Regions from separate parts of the Homo sapiens genome. Here region 1 is linked to region 2. The links are chromatin loops, found by intact Hi-C in ENCODE. Cell type or tissue: dorsolateral prefrontal cortex. All regions are shown on one strand. Each heading gives the region's core, and the rest is flanking DNA. Links, peaks and the distances in the headings are about the cores only. Region 1 has its middle 120 kb from the start of TMEM132E. Region 2 has its middle 180 kb from the start of TMEM132E.

Region 1 (2,820 bases), core at 279-2,778, 61 kb before region 2:
ATATGGGATATGAGATATATTTATCTTCCATCCTTCAAGCCAGTTTCCCATGGGCTCCCCTTCTCACCAGACCCTTATAAGTTTGACTAACTTCCAGATTCTCTTTGAGACTCAAGTCCTATCATGATAACACAGCTTGTTTTTATTATTCTGGGTAAGGTGGAGAGGGGGCCATCAAGCCAGGCCATGAGGATTAATCACTCATCTTTTCTGTCAGATTTTTTCAAAGGGTCATTTTATATTCCTTCCAATGATTGTAGACTTGTAGACTAGACAACTTAAAGGCTCTTTTTACCTAAAAACATCCAACTTCTGCTAAAAGAAACTTAAGTACATCTCTTGGCTCAACCTAAGTAAGAGAAATATATAGTAATCCCACCCATCTCTCAAAATGTATTAAAACTAGGATGAGGAATAGTGGGCAAGAAGGCAATTCAACATGCAGGTGTTGGAGCGAGACACGAACACCTACTTTCACCACTGCTATTCATCATTGTACTACTAGAGCAATGAGACAAGAAAAATAAAGTCATCCAATTGGAAAGCATGAAGTAAAGCAATCTCTATTCATAGAAGATATAATCCTATATATAAAAACCCCAAAGAATCCACAAGAGCATTATAAGAGCTAATAAAAGAATTAAAAATGTTGAAGGTATAAGATCAATATGCAAAAATCAGTGGTGTTTCTATACATCTGCAATGAAGACAGGGAAATTAAGAAGGCAATACCATTCACAATAGCATCTAAAACAATAACACTTCTAGGCATAAATTTAACCAAGGAGGTGAAAGACCTCCACAGTGAACTCCAGAAAACATTGTTAAAAGAAATTAAAGAAGACATAAATAAATAAATGGAAAAGCAACCCATGCTCATGGTTAGGAAGACAATATTGTCAAATGGCCTACACTACTTGAAATGATCTTCAGATTCAATACAATCGCTATCAAAAACATCCAACAGACATCTTTTCTTTATTACTATCTTTTGGAGAAATGAAAAAGCCAATCCTCAAATTCACATGGAACTGCAAGGGACCTTGAATAGACAAAATAATATTGATGGAAAACAAAGTAGGAAGGCTAGCACTTTCCAATCTCAACACTTACTGCAAAGCTATGGTAATCAAAAGAATGTAGTACTGGTATAAGGACTGTCATATAGGCCCATGGAATAGAACTGAAAGTCCAGAAAATAAACTCATATTTCTATGGCCAATTGATTTTTTTACAAGGGTGCCAAGTCTTTTCAATACAGAAAAAAGAGTCTCTTTAACAAGTGGTGCTAGAACAACTGGATTTCCACATGCAAAAGAAAAGCTGGACCCCTATCTCATAGAATATACAAAAATTAACTCTAAGTAGATCAAGAACTTAAATGTAATAAAAATATAAAATTCTTGGAAGAAAACATAGGGAAAAATCTTGGACTTGGCAATGGATTCATGGGTATAGTACCAAAACTATAAGCAAGAGAAGAAAAAAGTAGATACATTGGACTTCATCAAAGTTAAAAATAATTGTGCATTAAAAGACATTATCAAGAAAGTGAAGACAATCTACTAAATGTAAGAAAATATTTGCATATCATTTGATAAAGGCTTGCTATCCAGAATACATAAAGAATTCCTACACTCAATAATAAAAAGACAAATGATCCAATTAAAAAATGGACAAAATATTTGAAGAGACTTTAGAGAGCATATAAAAATAACCAATAAGGACATGAAAATATGCTCAATATCACTAGTCATCAGGCAAATGCAAATTGAAACCACAGTAATATACCACTGTACACATACCACAATAGCAATAACAAAAAATAGTAGTGGAAAATAGCAAGTGTGATTGAAAATGTGGAGAAATCAGAACCCTCATGCATTGCTGGAAGGAATGTAAAGTGGTGCAAACTTTGCAGCAAACACTATACTGATTCCTCAGAAAAGCTAAACATAGAATAACCATACAATCCAACAACTTCACTACTAGGTATATATCCAAAAGATGGAAACAACCTGAGTCTATCAACAGATAAATAGATAAGCAAAATGTGGTATAAACAGGCAATGTTAATATGACTCATCTATAAAAGGAAATGAAGTTCTGGTATATATTACAACAAGGAGCAACCTTGGAAAAATTACTTTAAGTGAAATAAGCCAGACACAAAGAATAAATACTAAATGGTTCCATTTATTTGAAATATCTATAATAGGTAAATTTGTAGAGACAAAAAGTAGATCAGAGGTTGCCAAGGGCTGAGTGAAGGAGAAAATGAGAAGTCATTGCCTAATGGTAGAGAGTTTCTGTTGGGACATTGGTTATAGATAGTGATACTTGCACAACACTGTGAATGTAATTGATGCCACTAAATCATACACATAAAATGGTTAAAATCACAAATTTTAAATTTTTGCCACAGTTACTATATGTTGCCACACAAAAAAATGTAGTGATAAGTATTCCCTATGGACAGTTGCTGATATCAGTGCTTCCACTGATAGCAATATTAAACCCAAGAGCGGTGGTAAGGTAGAGAAACTGAGCCAGGGCTCCCACTTTAACCTGGGTTCTCAAAATGGTTAAATTGGTTCCAGAACAACAACATTCCCCTGGCTCCTGAAGAAGCAAATAAGTCTTCTTTGGAAAAAAGCATCTATAATTTAGGTTCCTCACATTCCCACACATCATGTGTACCCAAACATGAATTCACAAAGATTACAACTGTATAGGGAAATAAACCACTATGAGTGAGAATCAGCACAGGCAACCAACAACAAATTCAGGCTCTCAAGGGCTTCAGGTATTGGAGTTATT
Region 2 (2,820 bases), core at 89-2,588:
CTGAGATCATTAGAGAAAGGTCAAAAGCAAAAGGGCATGGTGACAGTGAAGGGGGAAAGGGGACATGGTGAGTAGAGGAGCTGGCAGAGGTGGAGAGGGCCCAGTGGGGAGGGACAAAGGAGCACGTTGGCATGCAAATGTGCTTGCTGAGTGGGCATGTTCCCAGCATCAGTCAGTCATGGTCTTCACAGCAGCAAATGGGTGGTCCAATTTGTTTTCTCTCCAGTCCTACCCCTTTCCTCTTGGTGGAGTCATCCAGTTGCTGGACATTACAGGAGCCCACCTTTAGGTCGACTTCAAGAACTCACAGCTAGAACAGTCTCTGTGGACTGGAGGAGCCCTTTGTGATTACATGGGGCTTAGAACTCAGCATGCCTACCACCCTTTGTTGGGATGGTTCTCTGTGGATTGGTCAAGCCTTTAGCTACATCTGATTGCTAGCAGGAGTAGAAGAGAGAGACGGGGAGGGGGGCCTCTGCGGGAAGCAGCAACAAGTTGAAATGGGAAGGTCACCGAAGTTTAAGCCCCTCCCATTCACACACCTCTTAGCTGTGTGACCTTGGATAAGTCACCACTTTTCTGAGCCTTAAAAATAACAAAAAGCTGCTATTTGAGTGCTTACCATCTTCCTGGCACTAATCTAAGCACTTTCCCCATATTACTCATTTAATCCTCAAGACAGCCCTAGGAAGAGTATTATCCTTATTTGACATCCATCAAATTGAGGTTTGTTGTAATGATCAAAGAGGTAAAAACAAGAAAGTAGTTTGTAAAGTGTGTGTGTGTGTGTGCATGTGTGTGAGATATTATTGCAGAAATCAGCACCGTCATAGCCCATCAGGGAGGAGCAGCTTTCTGGCCCCTGGCATCCCCTCAAAAAGATTCTGACAACCTCAGGAGTCACCAAGGAGGCTTCCTGGCCCTGGCCCTGACCCTGGCCTGACCACCTTCACTCTACCCACCATCCATTCACTCAAGCCACAAATATTTGAAGGCAGATCAGGGACCAGGCATTGTTCTGGGTTCTGGGACCAAAGAACAGACAGCATTTCTGCATCTGTGGAGCTTACATTTGAGGTAGAGAATCACACTACAATTTAATAAATGCACGGTCTGTAGCAAAATCTCATGCAGAGAAGTGCTCAGAGAAAAATAAAGCAGAGTTGGGGGTTTGACAGGGATGGTGAGGGAGGCCCTCTTGAGAAGATGACACGTACCCAGAGACCCGAATGAAGGGATGCAGGACCAGCAGGACAAGGCTCAGAGGTGGGTCCCAGCCCAGCTAGGCAGAGCAACCACAGGACACATGGCTGAGAAGAATGAGTGAGTGGAAAACTAAGTCAGAGCGTCAGCAGGGCCGCTGCCCACGCCTTTTGGGCTACATGAGGATGTAGGGTTTATTTTAAGCATAAGTATTTGCCTTGGAAGATTCTGGGTGACATTATCTTTTTTTTTTTTTTTTTTTAACAGAGTCTTGCTCTGTTGCCCAAGCTGGAGTGCAGTGGCACAATTTCCGCTCACTGCAACCTCCGCCTCCCAGGTTCAAGTGATTCTCCTGCCTCAGCCTCCCAAGTAGCTGGGATTACAGGCACCCGCCACCATGCCTGGCTAATTTTTGTATCTTTAGTGGAGACACGGTTTTGTCATGTTGGCCAGGCTGGTCTTGAATGCCTGACCTTATGATCTACCTGCCTCAGCCTCCCAAAGTGCTGGGATAACAGGCATAAGCCACCGCACCCAGCCTTATTATCTGATGATAGGGATGCAAAGGTGACCATATGCCCGACAGGTGATCTTTCTAAGACACTCATTTCAGCATCTCCACTCCTCACCCCTGGCCCTTCTCTAAAACCCCTTCGAGGTTCCTTATTGTGCTAATGTCTGGTATGGCCCTGCCCCCATGTCCTCTCGGTCACCCCTTCCCAAGCACCAGCCACGCCTCCAGGCTCACTGACCCCCGACCCGCTCTCTCCTCTAAGCCAGCTCGTTCTGCCTGGATACCCCTGCCCATCTAAGCCAGACACCCCCACACCCACATCCCTATCCTTGCAGCCTTTTTCTTTGGGAACTCTTTCCGGGCCACCTGGCCCATAGCAGTGGAGGGCCCTGCACTTTGCTCTCAGAGCCCCACACCGACAGCCATCAGACTGCATAGCACATGGAATAGCAATTATCTGCTCTCCCGTGAGTCTCCACCAGACCCTGCAAGCTCCTACGGCCTAGGCTGGAAATTACCCATCAGTGTGTCCCACCCCCCAGTGCTGAGCCTGACAGGCCATAGGAGGCGCTTAGCAAACACTGACTGCATTAATTACTATTAATTAATAATAGAGGATGGACCCAACCACAGCTGCCCACTCTGTCCTACTCCTACTCCATGAGGCCTCCTGGCTTTCAGGGTGGGAGTGGAGACCTGAGGAGATAATCCCCTTTGCCTGCCCCAGGGAGAGGCACAGCAGGCAGGGCCAGGCCAACCCTGAGGGGCCAGGAGCCAACTGCCAGGCTGACATGCAGAGGCAGCCAGCCGGCAGGGCTCATAAACGGCCCAGTTACATTTATAGCTGTGTTCTTATTAAGCACCAGGAGAGGAGAGATGAATCATACCCCCTCCTCCCACCCACAGCCTGGGGAGGTGGAGGCCACCAGCCGGCCTGGCCTTAAATCTCAGGAAACTTTAAAGTCACAAATGCTCAGGGCCAGCCCTGCATCACCAGGGACAGCAGAGAGGAATGCAGGCTGCTCCGGCATTCATGTCCCATGGGGTCCAGGCCAAGGGCAAGGCGTGGAGGAAGGCGGGGGCTCCCTGAGAGGTCCTGGGAA

Evidence for each region. Peaks named below come from ENCODE experiments on the same cell type or tissue, not always from the same donor. Only the 100,000 strongest peaks of a DNase experiment are listed, where the experiment ranks them.
Region 1: a loop joins it to region 2, with 4 times the contacts of the local background. A loop is called at or near these places in 4 of 110 quality-filtered maps.

What each region holds. Positions count from the first base shown.
Region 1 is chr17:34,693,215-34,696,034 of GRCh38, forward strand. No RefSeq gene overlaps it. Among named protein-coding and RNA genes, the nearest start is that of TMEM132E, 120 kb to the left of the region's middle. In dorsolateral prefrontal cortex, for the core only: no CTCF peak of the experiment used is centred there; no DNase peak of the experiment used is centred there.
Region 2 is chr17:34,754,220-34,757,039 of GRCh38, forward strand. No RefSeq gene overlaps it. Among named protein-coding and RNA genes, the nearest start is that of TMEM132E, 180 kb to the left of the region's middle. In dorsolateral prefrontal cortex, for the core only: no CTCF peak of the experiment used is centred there; a DNase peak (open chromatin) is centred at 1,362.